Linked DNA regions of Mus musculus: region 2 is linked to region 1. The links are chromatin loops, found by intact Hi-C in ENCODE. Cell type or tissue: left cerebral cortex. All regions are shown on one strand. Links, peaks and the distances in the headings refer to the core of each region. The heading gives the core; the rest is flanking DNA.

The links. Peaks named below come from ENCODE experiments on the same cell type or tissue, not always from the same donor. Only the 100,000 strongest peaks of a DNase experiment are listed, where the experiment ranks them.
Region 2: a loop joins it to region 1, with 2.7 times the contacts of the local background. A loop is called at or near these places in 2 of 42 quality-filtered maps.

What each region holds. Positions count from the first base shown.
Region 1 is chr9:37,807,467-37,818,335 of GRCm38, forward strand. No RefSeq gene overlaps it. Among named protein-coding and RNA genes, the nearest start is that of Olfr876, 9.0 kb to the left of the region's middle. In left cerebral cortex, for the core only: no CTCF peak of the experiment used is centred there; DNase peaks (open chromatin) are centred at 3,957, 4,213 and 7,450; H3K27ac peaks cover 2,659 bases.
Region 2 is chr9:37,912,133-37,923,001 of GRCm38, forward strand. It overlaps Olfr878 (olfactory receptor 878), which reads left to right and starts at 6,416. Exons shown (of 1, transcript NM_146798.2): 1 at 6,416-7,480. The coding sequence starts at 6,512. The coding sequence ends at 7,456. In left cerebral cortex, for the core only: no CTCF peak of the experiment used is centred there; a DNase peak (open chromatin) is centred at 6,068; H3K27ac peaks cover 2,878 bases.

The DNA.
Region 1 (10,869 bases), core at 864-8,863:
GACACTCTATCCTGTAGGGGAGCTCTTTAAGTTCCACAAGTTAAAAAATGAGTTATTTCAGGAAGTCCCTAAAATTGACCTGCTTTCCTAGAACTCTCTCTCCTCACATGTCTATAAGCAGTGAGCATCTTGGAGAGACACTATCAGAGAGGCTAAGCTGCCTAGAAGAGACTGAGATAGACCAGGCCACCAGGAAGAAACAGAGACCAGCTGAGCTGCTTGGAAGAGACTCACACCAACTGTGCTGCATGGAAGAGAGATTCTTTCACATTTCATCTGTTAAGATGGCTGAGAATTGTGCTGTGAACCCCAAATTCCCATTTTTCATGAGGTGTCACCTGTACTGCAGAAGGGTCTTTGTGATGCAACTATATATGAGCCATTTCTGGTTCTGTCATTCCTTATCCATGCTCCTTGAAGTAACTCCAATTAACTCATTGGCTCACCAAGTTGGATTTAGTAGTATCCTTACTTTGTTCTGCCATTGGTTCCTTATCAGGAACAAGTAAACATTTGTTTATGTGTCTCATGAAATAATGTCACACAACGGAGGGAGGGGCTACTCATTATAGTACAGAACATTTTAGGAAAATGAAATAGCACATATTGATTGCACGGATACATAATTTATTAAAATTGCTGTGCTGGTTACAGAAATTGGCTCCATTTACTTGAAGTTCAATAACACCTCAGTAAGGCATATTTACATGTATCCATGTACAACTATGAGTGAAGTGGAAACTTCTGGTTTGTTTGACAAGTCAGGTATGTCAAGTGATGGCTGCCTGGGGCATACAGGTGAAAGAATGTTTTGCTGGGACAGACACAGGATGTTTTCCTGGGGCAGTCACAGGTGAAAGGATTTTTGGATATACCAAACACGTGGAAGGATGTTTGATGAAGGAGTATAAATATGATCCCACAGACAGTGGGAGATGAGCATGGGACATTGGTTTAGTTTGCTCCACCTCACTATTCTTCACTAATGACACACATGCATTGGTTCAACTTACATAGCATTGTTGAGCTCCACTTGTGGTATCAGAGTTGAGAGAAACTCACCAAAGAGCTGCTTATGAAATTCCTGTGGCAGCTCATTTGGGCCAGTTGGCTAGCTTTGCGGTTTCTTCAGCATTGAACTACAGCTACTGGTTTGGGTCTGATATCTGCCTGCTGAGAGGACTGAACTGAAGCTGCTGGTCTGTGTGTGTTGTCTGCCTGCCTAGAGGACTGACTGGTCTGCATCTGCTGAGTCATATTTGGTGTATGATAGGCACTGAACTGCTGCCAAAGAGGACTGCGCTCACCCACAAAGAACTATTGCTGAACAGGTATACTTCCTCCATATCCTAATAACTTTTCTCTTTCACGTGGGTGGTGGGAAAGAGGAAAGAGGAAAGGTTGAATGCTTATTAAAAGTAGACTGCAAAAATTATGACCACATATGAGTAACAGAGGATATGAAATACAAAAATAAATTCCTGAAACTCAATATAACTGGACCAAAGATGAAACTTGAGTTGTATCTCTGGTCCCGGAGGAGATACAACATCTTGAATAACCCAGAAGACCATTAATAGATAACTACCTAAAGCTAGTACCAGGAGCCAAAGTAGTATTTATTATCTAGCAGGCTGTTTTCTGATAATGAATAAAGCCTTTTTTTCGTCTGTGCTGGCATGCATGTAGTGTCCTCCACTGGAGCATGGGCAACCTGCCAGTGGCTAGATCCCCAAAGAAAAATAACTCTACTTCCACTGACAGCCATCAGCTGCCAGTAGTTTCTCAATGAGGGATGGGATCTGTGACTCTCCATTGTTGTGGTAGTATATTAATCTGCTCTATACTTCCTGGTTGGTATGTGCATGCTTGTTGCTACTGCCCCAATGTTTTAGATTCCTTGAAAGAAAGACATACATACACAGCCTTATAGTTTTAATACCTTAAATACCTCAATGGCTGGGCCACTCCTTAACTCCCCATGGGTAACACACATTCTCCTCCGATATTCCTGAGCGAATACTTATTAAATCTATATTGCATCTTTGCTGCACTGGACCCCGGGGGCAGCTTTCTTGGGGCTGATTTCCTCCTGAACCTACATGTTGGCTCTCTTTCCCTCCTGTACTTTTTCAGCATGGTCCATCTCCTACCACCTCATCATGGTGGAAACTCCTCTTCCTTCTTCCCTTGGTCCCTTCCTATGAATCCTAAAAGTCCAGCTTCTGTCCAGCCATTGGCCACAGAAAACTTTATTGACAAGTCAAAACTAAGTAGGGATAGGCTTCCTTTAGTTCTGTGGGACACTGTAAACAGATTTTTGGGTAATATAATTAGCATGAGAACACAAGCCTCTACACTCCATGCATGCTAGAATATTGACTGGCTTGGTCTTATACAAGTCTTCTGAAGATAACGACAGGTACTTGTGAGTTCTTGAGAGTATCAGCCTTTTTATATCCAGAAAACAGCCTTTCACACAAGTTCTGCCCATCCCTTGGCTCTTACATTGTTTCTGCCCAGTCTTCTGTTATGTCCCCCAATCCTTTGGGTGGGTGATTGACATAGCTGTCCTGTTAATGGCTGAGAACTCTAAGTCATTTATTCTGAACACTTCATTAACTGCTGCCAACTGCAAAAAAAAAAAAAAAAAAAAAAGCTTCCTAACCAAAGTTCCAAGTAACACTAATTTATCTATTTAGAAGGCAGTTGAACAACATGATCATTTAACAATATAAGAGTCCAACTGCTTTCTAATGAGATTAGAGGCCTACTCCAAAGAAGGGATGTCACAATTGGTACTATAAACCTGGCCAGTGGTCCATTACTCAGGAGATTTTAGGCCCGAGCAGTTGGACACTTCTGTAAGAGTCATGCCATTGCACCAGTGGGTAAGTCATGTCTGTCAGGTTAGAGTTAGTATTCAGGACACAGAATGTAGTCTTTTCTAGCACAGTAACTTACATAGCATCTTCAAGCACTATTAAAACTAGAGAGAATAGAGGAAGTTTTATTTGTATTATTTAAAAATTATTTATTAGAATCAGAGTATCATGTAGTATAGGCTGATCTGAAATTTGCTATATTGTAGCAAGTGGTTTGACTTTCTTATCATCCTGCCTCTACCTACTAGGGGCTGAGATTACAGATGTATGTCACCATAATCATTCAATTTTACGTACTGAATAAAAATCCTGCAAGTAAAGTAATTAAAATATATACTCTCTAATAATAATAGTAGCGATAAATGTACTTTGTGCCAAACAATGTCTCACTTAGTCATTAAAATTTCCTTTGGATTTTGGTTATTTTCCCCATTTTTAACTTCAAAAATTAGAAAAGCAAAGAAAGGTAAAACAAATTTCCCAAGATGATACTGTTGGTAAATAGAAAAGCCAGATTTGTGTTGAGGAATAAGACTTTAAAATTCTTATTCTAAATACTTAATTAAGATGCTAAAGGAGCTAGTAACAATTTTCCTGGGACAATAAGTATGACAACTTACACTGATTATAGTCCAATAATAAAGAGAGTGTCTATTGAGAGATCTGCTTTATGGGGGAAAGTTATGTTCATTTTTTTATCCAGGTTCTGGGATGACTGTAAGATAGACTTTTAGAAATATCCAGAAAAAAAAATACTGGCAACTATGGAAGAACCTAATTAAAGTCCTTGAACTAAATTCATGAACGCAGGAGCCTTGCATATAGAGGTACCATTGAAATTATAGAACAGTTTGTTTGGTGCTTAATCAGGCTTTAGCAGGTTTGGAGGTCACCGGGGATGAACTCTTCCCCTCAAATCAACTTTGGATTCTATTTCCCATTTCCCTGTTAGCTCACTAACTTCAAGGATGGGAAAATATCACAAGTTCACTCCTTTGAATTTGAAATATCATGTGAAGGAGGGAGGAAGCATCATTATCACTTCCTCCCCCATTTAGATTTAAAATACTATGTGAAAGTGGGGAAGTGGAGTAGCTGGGGCTTGCTGAGGCCCAGGATGGAAAGGCTATTTTCTCCTGATAAAGCATAGGTACTTTATACACTTATTATCATTTTAAAATTTTCTTTAAATCTTCTCCATATGTGTTATGTGATATATGGTCACAAGAATGGGATTTGAATTCTATTTCTGTTCCTCTGTGGAGTCATGCCATTCTTAATACCTGAAAGTTTGCATGAGTTCAAAGACATGCTATGGTCCCCTCCCATGAGTTAATCCACATGGACCTGTCAACCATGTGTACAAGAAAACACCCCTCAAAAATGTGTGATTTCAGGAAATATGGTATATCTGAAAACCTGATGAAAAGCTGGGAGGAATAACTGTGCCCTTAATGATTTAACAAAATGCAAGTGTATCCTTAAAGGCCCCCCTGCTTCACTGAAGTTGCTTCTGTCTTCTCTGCTTATTTTTTGAGTTCTGACTCTGAAAGCATTCTTTTTAAAAATTGTCTTTTTGTGTCTTTAAAAAAAAACATTTGGACAACTTTTTATAGAATTAATACTTTGCTCTACGACCCAGGTGTTCCATATCCTTACCCCAGAGAAAACATATTCACTCATCTTGATTTCTTTCTTTCTTTCTTTTTCCTTTTTTGAGATAGGGATTCACTCTGAAGCCAAAAATCTAATTTTGCTTTCTATATGTGGTGGTTAATACTGTAAACAAGGAAGAATCTAGAATCACCCAGGGGACAAGTCTCTGGTACTCCCATGAGGGTTTATCTAGATTAGATTATTTGAAGTAGGAACACCCAGTTTAAGAGAGAAGAGATTAGTTCTACTTACTTTCTCAGATGCTTTGTAACTTTAGTGTTTTCAAATCCTATTTTGAATGATGATTCTTAAACACTTTAACCTCCTTTTTATCCCATGACCTACCAGAGGTAGTAGGAAAGACAGGATATGGGGGAAGTGGACCTGTTTAGAAAGGTTCCCTGGAGCAACTCCTGTCTATGCTGTTTGGAAATTGGAAGTTCAGTTCACAGTTTAGCAGTAGCAGTTAGATCCACTCGCAAACACTTCATGGATGCACCAGCAGTCCAGTTCAGTAGAGTCAAGGTGGCAAGCATGAAGTGGCACTACCTAGCAGAGACAGCTAGACCTTAGCCTCTGCATGAGTCAGCAGGAGGGACCCAGAGGAACACCAAGAGAAGTTCTCTGCTGTGCCTCTCTCAAGGAAGGAAAGATCAGCAAGATCCACAAGCACTGCAGAGCTAGCTCTATAAGCAAGCCAAGCTCAGCCTATATCACTGACCATCAAGTCCTATGCATACCCTCCAAAACTCATGCCTTCCATGTGCCTTGCCTCAGCATGGGCCTTGCCTCAGCACGTGTATCCAATCAGCCCAAGTCCTTAGAGTTCCAACAAATGGAGCACGATTATGCAAAGTAAGACAGACCAATACATGTGTGTTGTTCTCAAAGAATCCTTCATCATGTGTCCTTGCTTTAGCAGAACATCCTCTCAGCTGTATCTCCTTCAGTGAAAAGTTCTTTCACCAGTCAGCCTTAGTCTTTCCACTGTGTTCACTTCAGGAAAACACTCCTTTATATGTTTGTCCCAGCAAAACACCATCCAACACAATTTACTTTCCAAAGAACTCTTATGTTTCCACTTCAATGTTGTCTGAGGTGTGGCCATGACAATGGAGTTCTGTCTGGTGTCATTTCTTCTTTCTGGTCAGGTTTGTGCTGTTTCTTTTTTCTTTTTCCTGTTATGAAAATAGTTTTACCCTCACATAATATATTGATTACATTTTTCTCTTTTTTACTCCCAGTTTCTCCTCCCCTCTCCTCCAATTAGAATCCATCTGCTTTCTTTTCCTCATTAGAAAAACAATAGACTTTAAGGGATAATAATGAAATAAAGTAAAATAAAATAAAATAAAATAAAAGCTAAAACAAAACTAACACATTGGTACAGGACAAAACAAACAAATAGCAGGAAAAGAGACTAAGAGAAGATACCAGAAATAGATCTAGATGCAGAGACCCACTCATTTGCATACTTGGAATCCCATAAAAACATTAAACTGTATGCCACAACACATATTCAAAAGACCTGTAAGGTAAAAAGAGATAAAAATATATAAATAAAATAAAAATTGAAAAATAAGAAAAAGAAAAGCCCTGACATGGCATATGGGGCAAAGAACCTCTAAAGATGCTGTTAAGTTCATGTTCTGTTGGCATTTACTGCTGCACAGAGCCTACCCTTACGAGTGGTTTGTTTCTCCAGTGAGACTCGTTTGGAGAAAACTAACTTTCATATTCATGAAAGTTCATGTGGAGACAGCTTCTGGGCTAGGGGTAGAGCTTGTGTTCATTTTTCCTTTAAGCTCTTGGGTCCCATACAGGACAGATGTGTACAGGCCCTATGCATATTGCCTCAGACTCCATGAGTTCATCCATCCTGGTGCACCCATCTTGATGATCATGAGGGCCTTGCTTCCTTGGTGTCCTTTATCCACTCTAGCTCTTACACATTTTCTCCCTTCTCTGCTTCAGGGTTCCCTGACCTCTAGTCAGAGTGATTGTATGGAAACATCCCACTTAGGACTGAGTGTTCTAAGGCTTCTTACTCACTGCAGTTGGTCTGGTTGTGGGTTTCTGTATTTATTCCCATCTGCTGTAGCAGAAAGCTTTTTTCTGGCCATGGCTGTCAAGGCACTGAGCTGTGAGTATCGCAGAATGTCATTGAGAGTCATTTTATTGTTACTTTTCTTTTTTCCCTCAGTTTTGACCAGTAGCATTTGTTTTTCCTCTAGATCCCTTGGGTATCTAGTCTCAAGTTTTGGTCATCCAGGCAATGTTAGGTTTGGATTCTATCTCATGGAGTGAGCCTCAATTTAAATCAGATCATGGTTGGTTACTTTCTCAAGCTTTGCGCCACCATTGCACTAGCATATCTTGCCGTCAGGATGCCATTGTAGATCAAAGAGTTCGTGGCTGGGTTGGTGTTAACGTTTCTTCTTTTGTAGGGTGCAAAGTACCTTCCTGTAGTAAAGACACTATAATGAAGGGGTGAGGGCTCTATGTAGTTTGTGCTTCTTGTAATGCAAGACTCTGGACTGTACTTGAAATCCATGGTCTTCCTGAAGCCTAGGAGCCTAAGAGCTATACACATATATATGCATATATGCAAAATATATTGTATGCAAAACATCTTAAATTCTACAATGTTGAAATAATATGCAGTTTAAACCAGAAATAAATAAAAGAAGGAAGTCACTTTTCTGAGACTCAAGCTTTGGAAGCTGTCGATATTGCAAAAAAAGGAGAAAAATGTCAACATAGTTGTGTTTTTACTTGCTGCTTATACTGGAGCAAGTCATTAGGTAGCATGGCTTTAGAGAAGACTGTCTAAGATTCATTTGGAAATGAAGTTGTCATGGCAACTGTCTCTGAAGCAACAGACAAAAATCCCCTCAGCGCTTCCAGAGAACCTCCAACGTCTTCTTTACACTTGGATCCTAGGAGCCTGCCTTATGGGCTTATTTTAAGTTTGTTTTTTCCCTTTCTTTTTTGGAGTGGGATTGGAATCCTTCAGAGTTACTCTGGGATGGGGGCAATTCTGTGTATTTAACTGATGATGGATTGCCATTGTCACTGTTGAACTGAGAGTGAGCAGGTTCTCACTGATGTTTGCATCTGGCCTCAACACATGCACAGATCAGTGTGCTGTGATTTTTAGAAGATGGACTTCTGCTTTTGTAAAGGGTTGTCAACTTCTCCAAGACATTTCTGTCATTATTTTGTAACAAAACTATACTTCATATTTTAGGTCAAATTTTCCTAAATTCAGAGATTTATGTCTATGTAATCAGACATATATATGACCAAAATCTCTAGTTTTTCTTGGTTTCCTGGCTGAACTGCAGAGCGTGCTCTCTGATCCTGCATTACTAGTCCCTAAATTTATATTCATTTATATTATTTAAGAAATCACTTCTTGAAAATGGTGTGAGAGCCGGGCGTGGTGGTGCACGCCTTTAATCCCAGCACTCAGGAGGCAGAGGCAGGCGGATTTCTGAGTTCGAGGCCAGCCTGGTCTACAGAGTGAGTTCCAGGACAGCCAGAGCTACACAGAGAAACCCTGTCTCAAAAAAAAAAAAAAAAAAAAAAAAAAAGAAAAGAAAAGAAAAGAAAGAAAGAAAATGGTGTGAGAATATGTGCATCTCAGTAAAGAGAAACCTGCTGGTGCAAGTCAAAGCTGGGTGCTGTCAGTCATGTATCTTGAGTTTAAGGAGCTCAGTGGGGTTGGCTAAAGATTCTGTTGTGTAGCTAGAGAAAGTACCCAAGGAGTTAAAGGGATCTGAAACCCTATAGGTGGATCAAGATTATGAACTAACCAGTACCCCGGAGCTCTTGACTCTAGCTGCATATGTATCAAAAGATGGCCTAGTCAGCCATCACTGGAAAGAGAGGCCCATTGGACACACAAACTTTATATGCCCCAGAACAGAGGAACGCCAGGGCCAAAAAGGGGGAGTGGGCGGGTAGGGGAGTGGGGGTGGGTGGGTATGGGGGACCTTTGGTATAGCATTGGAAATGTAAATGAGCTAAATACCTAATAAAAAATGGAAAGAAAAAAAAGTATAATTTAGATATGATTTTAAAAAAAAAGATTCTGTTGTGTATTATCTGGGTGCTCTACCGTTTTAAGTGAAGAATGATAAATCGCCCTTATGAAGCTGTTGTGAAAAACAAGAAGACAGAATTACTAGCACATTGCCTTTGGATCCTTTTTCTTTTCGCATGAAGTTCCTGGGCTACATGTGGTGTTTTGTATATAGGAAGTGCTTCAGTATAGAAGAGCAAAAATATATTTTTCCACAGTACATTGTTTTAAATTGTGCATATAAAGATGCAAGTTAATGAGAAAACTTAATTAAAAGCTACATGATGTATTATCAAAGGTGTATTTGTATGTGTATGTGGGTGGGTGTGTGGGAGAGGGCAGACTTCTGACAGTGAAATCTGAGCCCTTTACTAGATCTCTAATCCAGAGTCAAAATCTTTAGAGCCCTGTGACCCACAGTACCAGGAACGTATGCTGTTGTTTTGTGCAGAGACTGTACAGGAGCCTCAGGGCAAATGCAGGATCAGAGAGCACGCTCTGCAGTTCAGCCAGGGAACCAAGAAAAACTAAAGATTTTGGTCTTTAATACATCAGAAACAGACAGGAGCTTCGCTTTCCTTTTCTCTTAGAGCTACTTGGGTTCAGAAGCTGTAGAGGGAAGCCATGCAGCTATAAACTGAAAGGGGTAAGTGCCTGACTGACCCACAGTGTCCTGAGGAGATGAGATAGAATTTGAAAGCCAGGTGCCTGAAGCTCAGTGTTCACCTGCCATCCAACTCACTAGCATTGAGACTTTGTACCTTTTGCTTAGACCCAGGGTCCTCACCTGTAAAGTGGACAAAGTTGTAATGCCACACAGCATTAGACACATTCAGTAAACATTCCCCTCCATTTATATTATTTTTTCTCATTCATTGATTTATTTATTCACTTCACATCCTGCTATCAGCCCCCTCCCTTTCCTCCCTCATAAAGTGCCCTCCCTTACCCTCTCCCTTTCTACTCTGAGAACATGGAGGGCCCCCTGGGTATCACTACAATCTGACACATCAAGTCACTTCAGGAATAAGGGTATCCTTTCCCACTGAAGTCAGACAAGGCATCACAGTTAGGGGAATGGGATCCACAGGTAGGCACCAGGTTCAGGGACAGCTCTACTCCAGTTGTCGGAGGACTTGCATGAATGCCAAACTGCCCTTCTGCTATATATGTGTGGGAAGTGGGTATGTCCAATTCATGTATGCTCTTTTGTTGGTGGTTCAGTCTTGGGAATACCCCAAGGGTCCAGCTTAGTTGACTATTGGTTTTCCTGTGGAGTCCCTATCCCTTATGAATCTCCCAATCTTTCCCTCAACTCTTTATTCTGCAACCTCCATTTAATGTCTATCTGTGGGTCTCTGAATCTGTTTCCATTGTCTGTTGGGTGGAGCCTCTTAGAGGACAGTTATACTAGGCTCCTGTCTACAAGCATAAGTGTATCATTAATAGTGTCAAGGATTGGTTTTTATCTATGGGATGGGTCTCAATTTGAGTCAGTCATTGGTTGGCCATTCACTCAGTCTCAGTTCTATCTTTGTCCCTGAACATCTTGTAGGCAGGATACTTTTTGGGTTGAAGGTTTTGTGGGTGGATTGCTCTTTATTCATCCACTGGGAGTCCTGTTTGGCTACAAGTAGTGGACACTTTAGGGGCTATATCCCTCACAGCTACGAGTATCAATTAGAATTATCCCTATAGACTCTCTGGAGCCTCCCCCAGAACCCTTTACCCAGACCTCTTAGACATCCTAGGGATACCCCCATCACTACTGATTTTTGTTCTCCTCTGCTCTGCCTATACCTGACTCCCCAACACTGTTCTCCTCACCATATCATCTTCCACTTACTTCTCTCCCTCCATCCAATGTCTATTTGGGCCCTCCTTGTTATTTGGCTTCTTTGGGTCTGTGGATTGTACCATAGTTATCATATACTTTATGGCTAATACCTACTCATAAGTGAGTAAATACCATGTACGCCATTTTGGGTTTGGGCTACCTCACTCAGGATATTTTCTAGTTCCATTGTGTAAATGAACCACATTTTCTTTATCCATTCTTCAGTTGAGAGACATCTGGGTTGTTTCTAGTTTCTGGCTATTACAAATACAATGCATTACAGATGCATTGTATGTAACTCTAGCTACATCACCTAAGCTCTGGGAATAGGCTGTGCTACAAGTCCAGAGAATATTGGATCCACAGACGAAAAACACAGACCCACACAGTTGTTCAATTTCAAT
Region 2 (10,869 bases), core at 1,440-9,439, 110 kb after region 1:
TTTTGTGTTCTGTATAGGAAACATACTAAACCCAAAGTCACAGGCCACCAGGAATCCACAGGTTCCCTGATCTACTGGTTGTCTCTTTACGTTAGTACTTTCTTAATTTTTCTCTTTACTCATAAAGTTTTTACTTAGTTTCTATAAGATCTTTCATGGAAAAAACAGATAAAATTTGTATGTCTCACCAATAATTCCTACATTTTTTTCCAGAAAATCAAGAGGAACCTTTCTAAATATAAAGTGCTTTAATACTGCAAAAATAGTTGTTCTTGATAAATATTTATTGAGCGATGAACAAGGTGACATCTAAACTGATGAATAGAGAGAACACTTTCACCTTTGCTGCCACACAGCTGCTAAGCTTCCACCCAAAGTAGAAGAATCTGGTGGGTAAGAAAGTACATGTACTAAGAAGAAATGCGCATTTTCTTTAAAAAAGAAACCTCAAAAACATCATTCTACTGAAAGGGGAGGTTCTGTGTAGCAGGCAGAACTGACTGGACCATATAACTTAGAGATGTCCTGGTCATCCCCTTTGACACTTCACTGTGTCTTAGTCAGGGTTTCTATTCCTGCACAAACAGCATGACCAAGAAGCAAGATGGGGAGGAAAGGATTTATTCAGCTTACACTTCCATACTGCTGTTCATCACTGAAGGAAGTCAGGACTGGAACTCAGGCAGGTCAGGAAGCAGGAGCTGATGCAGAGGCCATGGAGAGATGTTCCTTACTACCTTACTTCACCTGGCTTGCTCAGCCTGCTCTCTTATAGAACCCAAGACTACCAGCCCAGAGATGGTCCCACCCACAAGGGGCCTTTCCCCCTTGATCACTAATTGAAAAAATGCCTTATAGCTGGAACTCATGGAGGCACTTCCTCAACTGAAGCTCCTTTCTCTGTGATAACTCCAGTTGTGTCAAGTTGACACAAAACTAGCCAGTACAATTGACCCCTTGTCAACTTGACACACAAAAACATCACTAGTAAGCCTCAACCCTTGCAATCTTATTCAGCCCCAAGATCTAAATAATTTTAAAAGTCCCACAGTCTTTACATATTCTTAAAATTTCAATCTCTTTAAAATATCCATCTCTTTTAAAATCCAAAGTCTTTTTACAATTAAGAGTCTCTTAATCGTGGGCTCCACTAAAACAGTTTCTTCCTTCAAGAGGGAAAATATCAGGGTACAGTCACAATCAAAAGCAAAAATCAATCTCCAACCGTCCAATGTCTGGGATCCAACTCATGATCTTCTGGGCTCCTCCAAGGGCTTGGGTCACTTCTCCAGCCATGCCCTTTGTAGCACACGCATCATCCTCTAGGCTCCAGATGCCTGTACTCCACTGCTACTGCTGCTCTTGGTGGTCATCTCATGGTACTGGCATCTCCAAAACACTGCATGACCCCTTCAGTCCTGGGCCTTCAATTGCAACTGAGGCTGCACCTTCACCAGTGGCCTTCCATGGCCTCTTACAGTGCCAAGCCTCAGCTGCTTTGCGTGACACTTTCATGCCTTCAAAACCAGTACCACCTGGGTGACTCTTACACATTACCAAGTCCAACCATAGCACAAGGTACAACCTTGGCTATCTCTGGAACACAGCCCCTGTGCTTTCAGAAAACACTTCCCAGAAGATGTCACCTCAACGATGCTGGTCTCTTCTTAATCACCGCTAATTTCTTAGCTCCAGCTAACCAGCATCAATAGTCCCAGTAATGCAAAGTTTTTGCTTTAGTAGTTCTGGTATCTTGTTAATCACAGCTGATTCTTCAGCTCCAGCTAACCAGAACCACAGAATCTTCACAACCAAAGTAACAATGGCCCTGAAAAAGAGTCTTTAATTTTTCCCTCTGAAATTTCACAAGCCAGGCCTCCATCTTCTGCACTGTTCTCAACATTGTCTTCCAAGCTCCTACACAACATCTGACAGAGTTCTTAACACCAAATGGATCTTCTAGCCCAAAGTTCCAAAGTCCTTCCACAGTCCTCCCCAAAACATGGTCAGGTTGTCACAGGAATACCCCACTCTGCTGGTACCAATTTGTCTTAGTCAGGGTTTCTATTCCTGCACAAACAGCATGACCAAGAAGCAAGATGGGGAGGAAAGGATTTATTCAGCTTACACTTCCATACTGCTGTTCATCACTGAAGGAAGTCAGGACTGGAACTCAGGCAGGTCAGGAAGCAGGAGCTGATGCAGAGGCCATGGAGAGATGTTCCTTACTACCTTACTTCACCTGGCTTGCTCAGCCTGCTCTCTTATAGAACCCAAGACTACCAGCCCAGAGATGGCACCACCCACAAGGGGCCTTTCCCCCTTGATCACTAATTGAAAAAATGCCTTACAGTTGGATCTCATGGAGGCATTTCCTCAACTGAAGCTCCTTTCTCTGTGATAACTCCAGTTGTGTCAAGTTGACACAAAACTAGCCAGTACAACTGAGTGTTTTTTTTCTTTTTTTCTGATATCTACTCCTTTCATATGTATCCCAAAGACTGTCTGATCTCTTTCAACACTGGATAGATAATCATAAATTTTTACCTTGCTGTGTATTTTGGAACAAGGTTAGAGTGCTCTGAACATACTGTACTGTCAGGAAGGTGACAAAAGAGAAAGAAATGCAGAAAGAACATTCTTGTATGATCTCTGGTTGGATGTCATATAGCATCCATTTTACCATACTCTATTGGTGTAAGATGCTCCAGAGCTCTCATAGGGCCAAGATCCTATCAGTTTACTAGAAGAACATCAGCCCTGTTCCTCCAAGAGCACATGGGATGCAAGCTATATATGTATGTGTAGGTGAGTGTGTGTGTGTGTGTGTGTGTGTGTGTGTGTGTGTGTGTGAGTGTGTGTGTGTGTGTGTGTGTGTGTGTGTGTGTGTGAAAGAGAGAGAGAAAGAGTTGGTGTGGTCATCTTTGGAAAATACAATCTGCCACATGCATATACATTCCATAGATGTTATAAACATACAGTATTATATTAGAAAACATTCAGCATAATGCTTGGAACATAATGCTGTGATTGTTCCAAATGCATTAATTATCTTTTCTATAGCTTTCCTTCTTTTATGTAAGAAAAAATAAAACAGAGTTTTATTTTGAGAGACATATAATGGATGAGAAATAAAAACAGAGCTATTTTTCTTGCATGTTCTTCTATATAATAAGTTGTCAGGAGAGCAAATACCCATTTTTCCAAATGAGAACTTTATGGCACAAGATGTTTGGAAACTTTATGCTTAAACTAATTCGGTAGGATGATTTTTTTTTTTTTGGTTCTCCACTTATTCTTTAAACATTTAATTTAAGTCTAACATATAGTTCTATAAATTGATGAATGTTTTGCTAACTAGCTGCAGTTAAGCAGTAGTCATGTCAGAAATAGAATGCCACCAGCAGCCTGTCTTTTGTGTCTCTTTCCAGTTAGTAGCCTCCAATTTCCCAGTGAGTGAAACTGATGCTTGACTTCTAAAGTGACAGGTTATTTTTGTTTGTTTGTTTTAAAAAATTGTATGCCTGTCTCAAAAACATAAAATGAAACATCAACAACAACAAAAACCAAAACAAACAAACAAACAAACAAACAAACAAACAAACACATGTCTAGCTTGTTTTGCCAGGCAGTGGTGGCACATGCCTTTAATCCCAGCACTCAGAAGACAGAGGCAGTTGGATCTCTGTGAATTTGAGGCCAGCCTGGTCTACAGAGTGAGTTCCAGTACAGTCAAAGGCTACATAGAGAAACTTTATCTCAAAACAAACAAACAAACAAAAAGATACTTGGGGAAATATGGCTCAGCTCAGTGGTTACCAACATTGACTGCTCTTCCAGAAGACCTGGGCTCAATTCCTAGCACCTACATGGAAGCTAATAACACAGACATAAATATAGGTTAAACAGCAAATGTACATGAAAATAAAATGAACTATAATTAAATGAATGTATGTTTGGGTTATTTCTGTTGTGATCAAATATTTTCAATAGTTGATTGACATTACTTAATAGAAGAGACATTTTAGCTTGCATTTTTTAGGACTAATTACTTGACCTGAAATCTTGGAGGTGGGATGTGTGAAGGAGGAAGCTACTTACCTCATGGTAGAAGGAAGCATTGAGCAAGGAAGGACCTAGTGACTAGGTGTAATTTCAAAATCATATCCCTAGTGACTTACTTCCTCTGACTCCATCCCATATCTTAAAGGTTTTATAACTTCCTCAGACACTGTAATTAACAAGGAACCAAGCATTCAAAGCTTGAGCTCAGGAATTCATTTCATATTTAAAGCACAATTCCATGGAACCACAGACATGTGCCCCTTTGTGCTTGTTTTCTTTAATTCCATGATAGCTTGATATCATGAACTTTCATGGCTAAATGAAATCTTATTTTGTTACAACCCCAGAATTGTTGAAAATCCCACTATTTATTATCCATTCTACAGTTGGTTGACCTGTAGGTTGCTTTCAGTTTTGGGCTCATACATATAATTGTGCTATGAACACTACTTAGCACATGTTGAGGTCAACCTATGTACTTACTGAGCATGTGCCTAGCAGTAGAAAGTGCTCTTTTTTTTTTAAAGTTAAACAATGCAGATCAATTTATTATTTTATCCTTGCTTGTGCTTGGTTTTTCTTTCTAATCTATTTTAGGTATGTAGCTTGAGTTTCTAGGTTTTTTTTTTTTTTTTGCTTAAAGTTCCTGGCTTCAGTAAATCAGAAGCAGCTTGTAATTTAAGCCCTTTCTATGTTGGAAGGCAAAGTGATAATAGATGTACAGGAAGGGTATGTTTAGTTAAGGAGGACTTTGAAGGGTAAAAAAGGTGGCAGCCAGAGAGGTGGCAAAAAGGAGATAGACATTAGTCAATCTGCAAGACCACAGGGCCAGAGGGTCTGAATACTTGCTTGTGTTCTTTTTAGTAGTACAAACACAAAATCTGCAATCCACCATGCAGTATATTTAAGAGTGAAAGCACATGCTATTAATATTCATACAAGGATAAGTGGTGTCTTTTAGGGCCACTTGAGGAAAGCAGATTATTTTAGGTAGCTTCAGTGGAAACTTACAACTGCAGATGTTTATGTTTGATAGAATGAAAGGCAGCTTTATCATCTAAATAAGGGTGGTATCAAACCCTGAAGTACCTCCCATCCTATACAGATATGAGTGCTTCCCTCATGTGTGCTGTGGTATTTTAATCAGAGCTTGTTTATGGCTTTCTGTAGTGTAGGTGGCATCTGTGGTAGTGTCTCACTATTGTAAGAAGCTCATGGACCTAGGAAGATTTTATGTGAACTGTTCACTTTGTCTTCCCCTGAAAGCTCCCCAGGAGAAATAGGAAATGGTAGAAACTAAGTTTTGGGTCTTTCCTTCTTAAAGTCAGTTTTAGGCCCCAAGAATGAAGAAGAGGAAAAATGAGCTTCCAGACTCAGCAAATAATAATATAACATCCCTCGTGTTAGGGGGAAGTTTAAGTAGAACTTTAGCTCCTCTAGATGGAACAGAAATATCTAACACAGCCTGTAAACAATGACAGTAGGTTCATCCCCAAAGAGACTGATTTTAGAAAAATTCCCAGGGGGAGTCTGCCTTAATCAGGTCCCCAAGATCACTAAGCTATGCAACTTCTTGCAATATGCCAGCTTTTACTTCTTGTCAAAAGCCTTGTTTGTTTTCTTGAAGTTGATAGAGAGCAACTGGGACGATGCCCCTTAACTGAGGTCCTTCCCATGAGCACCCCAGAGAGCTGGGGCCATATAAAGCACAGATTCTTAGTAACAGGAGAATAAGAAGAGTGAACATCTGAGTATGTCAGACTTGTGGTATAGTGACACCATCTTCTTCTAAGATAATGGAAAAAGCTATTGCATAAAACTGCACTGATAAAAACCAAGGAGAAGGAAAGGAAAGTTCTGAATTCTATCTTTCTTGGTGGTTTTCTTCTAAACATATACACAAGGGCTCTTGGAAGCATTTATTACTCTGTAGCCTTCAGCATTGACTCTAAGGTAAGGTAAGTAACGAGATTTGGAGGTGGAAGGCAGTATAAACAGAGCCAGCAGGGAACAGTTTGAGCTTGATTTTCTCTGTAGGTGGGAACTTCATGTGTGGTTGAGAAAGAGTCATGAATAGAATAAGTTCTGCAGATCCACATTTAACAAAGCCTAAGGCACTGGGCTTTGAGATAACTCTTGGTTCTTGAGTTACTTTTTTTGAAAGTCCATGAGTAGCCAGTAGAAGTCATCTGCTTCCTCATTTATTAGGCAAGAACAGAATCCTTGTTATCCATGTAAATAAACATCTTGATTCTTTAATCAGTCCATGGGAAATGAGCTATGCTCAGTCACACTATTAGTGGCTTAAGATGAAGAGAATTGTAGATGAAGGAGGAGAGGCCAAAGAAAAGCAGGCATGCATACTCACTGGTTTACCTTCTAGAGCCTTCTTCCATTGTGCATGTATATAGCTGTCATTGTGTGTTTTATTTCACTTTTCTAGGTGATGTCTCAGAAGAGAATGGCTCCAAGAAATAGCTCCTCTGTGACTGAATTTATCCTTGTGGGATTTTCAAACCAACCAGCTCTCCAGCTGCCTCTCTTCTTCGTCTTCTTAGGTATCTATGTGCTGACTGTTATAGGCAATTTGGGACTGATCACCTTAATTGGGTTGAATTCCAGTCTTCATACTCCAATGTACTTTTTCCTCTTCAACTTGTCCTTTATAGATTTCTGTTATTCCTGTGTGTTCACGCCAAAAATGTTGAGTGATTTTGTCTCAGAAAACATTATCTCCTACATGGGATGCATGACTCAACTGTTTTTCTTCTGTTTCTTTGTCAATTCTGAATGCTACGTGCTGGTGTCAATGGCCTATGATCGCTATGTGGCCATTTGCAATCCTCTGCTGTACACAGTTACCATGTCTCCTCAGGTCTGCACTCTGCTGATGTTTTGTTCATATGTGATAGGGTTTGCTGGAGCCATGGCCCATACTGGAAGCATGCTGACACTTACTTTCTGTGATTCCAATATGATCCACCATTATCTCTGTGAAGTTCTTCCCCTTTTACAGCTCTCCTGCACCAGTACCTATGCCAACGAGCTTGTGTTTTTTATTGTTGTTGGAGTAGTCATCACAGCATCCAGCATCAGCATCTTTATCTCTTATGCATTGATTCTCTCCAACATTCTTAAGATTCCTTCTGCTGAAGGTAGATCCAAAGCCTTTGGCACATGTGGTTCCCATGTAGTTGCTGTTGCTCTGTTTTTTGGGTCAGGGGCATTCACCTATTTAACAACCTCTTTCCCTGGTTCAATGGAAGAGGGAAGGTTTGCTTCAGTATTTTATACCAATGTGGTTCCCATGCTTAACCCACTGATCTATAGTTTGAGGAATAAAGACGTTAAACTTGCCCTAAATAAAACCTTGAAGAGAGTGCTCTTCTGATGAGTCTGGTGCTATCATTCGGAATTAAATCCTTGTAAACATACTCAAATACACTTTCCACAAACAAGGCTTTCTTTCTACTGTTAAAAACTGGAGATCTTTTTGAGGATTATAGCACTTGGTATCACTTTGGCCAAACTTTGCATCTACTAAGTGCCATTATGTATTGTATACAATATTAGACTCAAGAAGAATATTACCTTGATGTACTTTCAATTTTCTTTCTTGGATTTGTCTAGGAAGAACATTTCTAGCTGGAAGAATGTGTACAGATTGGTACAAGGCCCCGGAACAATTTTATCAACTTTATGACCTGTCTTACCAAATATCAAATGTAGAGTCTAGGGTATCATAGGTAATAATCTTCTAACTCTTGAAGAGATTACTTGCCCAGGAAGGCTATAAATCTTCCCTTTCACGTACATGTATATACATAAGAAAAGTTCTCATCCAAGAAACTTATGAGCCCTGATTTGTAAGAATGAATGAAATCTCAAATACTTCATTTCAAAATTCCTGCTCCTTGAGATGGTAACTTGGACTAGTGATTTTCTGATTGGTAAGTCTCCTATGCTCTATAACTAAGGGTAAGATGAAGAACACAGAACTTCTATGCTTTTGCATGATTATGTAACATGCTGCCCTGTCCTTCCCTGGAGATGCTGAGCACATCATGGAACTTTGGTACTTTTAGAAAAAATATTTTATTGATTTATTGATTGATTGATTGATTGAGATAATGTCTTTCTTTGTATCCAGGATGGCCTTGGACCTGATATAGAGTTTAGGAATACCTTGAACTCTTCATTTTTCTGCTTCAGCCAACCTTTTGTCTCATCTGTCTACCTTCTTGCTAAAACAGAATGATAGCAAGTTCAAGGTCAGCTTGGAGTGATGTGAATGTTATATCTACCCCTCCTTTATTTTATAAGGTAGATTTAGATTTTCCCATCTCCAAGTAGGTGCTTGAGTTTGTGTATGTGTCCATCTCTGTGTTTATTTTATCTTTTATAGAACCAGGAAGAAGGTAAAGTCTTAAAATACTTTTCTTTCTCTCAGGGAGGCTGGACTGGATATTCATTCTGAGTGCCAAAAATCATTCTCTACCACTATGTTAAATATTTAGCTATTCTATATCGAATAGCTCATCTTTTAAGAAGTATGCCCTCATATTACCCTGGGTATATGGAGGAAAATGAAGATAGGGCTATATTGGACAATATTGAGAAATGTGAAAGTCCAGACTCCTTTTTGTGGAAGAACAGGCATTATTTAAGAAGAATGCAAAAATTGGGTATTCTTGAGAAAACCTTGGTGCTTTTACTTTGGACAATGGGAAAGTCAAATGAAAGATGATGTCTTTTACTTGGATTCTATGTCTCCCACTCTTCTAAAAAAAAACTGGAGAGATGCTTGGTGTGTGAAAGAGTAGAAGATAAAGCAGTGAAGGGAAGTGAGGCTTCCGGTTGCCCCTCTGCTGATGCACACACAGTTCTACTAGGATAATGAACAGCCTAAGTGTTCTTGGTGGAGTCATAAGCCAGATGTCATAGGTGGTAGCTTAGAGTAGCAAGAAGAAACATCTTCAGTGTGAGGCTGATTGACTAGAGGTAAAACAAACTGTTTTTTCTTCAGTATGTTAAAGGGAAAAGATCAGAGAGAAAATGTGGATACCTGTTGGATTATGTCTAGATTATGATAATGATGAGATTCAACATTTCTATATAGTGTATATATTACATGTACTATGAGGTGCCTAGTGCATAGTACCTCATTTATTGGATTTAATCCTATGATATTCAGTCTTCCTGGCCTAGCTAAATCCCACTTTTTATAGGGAAATGCATAGTCCCAAGTAGAGCATATGAGACTCTTGGGATATTAGAAAAGAGTCAATACTGAGGAAGGGTAACTAAGCATTGTGGAATATATATGTAACCCCAAGCAGTCTAGCATTCATGTGGAAGGATCTAGAGTGGTAGCTAACATAGACTACACAGTGAAACCCTGACTAAAACAAAAAAAGAAAAGAAAAGAAAATGAAGGATTAAAAATACTATCAATGATTTACCAACATTCCTATGTTATATATAATTCCATATATAACTTTACACATATAGTTTTAATGAACATTTCTCATTTGGGTGATGGTGTTCCCTCCAAGATACAAAGATCACCTAGCAAAAACCTTAGCACTAGACACGAGAACTCCTCTCTTAAGTTGATATCCAGGGCTGTCCAAGACATTCCCAAAACACATAGCTTATTGCTGGGGCTCTTGGTTTTCCCCTCAAGGTGGAAGGTAAGTACCTATTGCTGAAGACATCATGTACTTTAGAAACAGGACCCAGAGAGTACTGAGCTGGAACTGAACTGAATGCTCTTTCTCTGAAGACTAGCATTCATGGTATCAGAAGATACCATCCAAGCTTCCATAGGAGGGAAGAAACTGACAGTGTTACCCAATTTTCGTGTCTATGGACCACATCAATGACCAGCATGGCACATTAACATCAAGGATGCAGTAGTGGGCATGCACACCTTGGAGGTAAACAACAGTTCTTTAATTGGACTTTGACCTGCTCAACAAGAATGAGACTGTGTCTAGTACTGAAACCTAGTTAACTACTCAGTGCTAGTGAAGTCATGGCTATTAGAAGAGAATCTTTAACCACTGATTTACTAAACCAGTATATTCCCTAACAACAATCTACAACATCTGTCCTTATACCAACAAATAAATGTAGTCTTTGCCTCTTATCAAGAAAACTTCTCTTTGAAGCAGATGGAGACCACTACTATAACCTTAAGATTTTCCACCAACACCTATGTTCCCTAAAATATTGACTCTCAGACTTATATATGAATAAATGCCTAGACCAATAACTTTGGCTCATTTTTACTAGCTCATAACTCAGTTATCCCATTTAAATTAGTCTCAATCATGTCACATGACTAGTTACTGCTCCTACAGTTTCATTCAACTGTCTTCTTTAGAGTCTGGGACAAAAGCACCGTGCCTGACTATCTCAGAATCCTTTGTCTATAACAGAACTTCCACATCTCTATTTCCTGCCTAAGCTAATAGGCCAGCAGCATTTTATTGACAGGTGATACTCCCGTACATTGCAAAAGAGATTCTCTCTACACATTACAGAAAATCACAACCAATCAAAATACAGTTATGAAGTTCAGCCCTAGTGGATACATCTGTAAAACACTGCCATGTAAGGCTCAGGGAACATTGCAGAAGAGGAAGCAGAAAGATTGTAAGAGTCAGAGGATCAGGGAGTTTGTCATGAGATCATGTCTCATGTCTTTTAGTATGATCAGAAGCTCATGCATAAAGTCTCACCAACATTGCCCAAACATGACCTGAACAAGGATGATACCAATGAACATACCAAACTGGA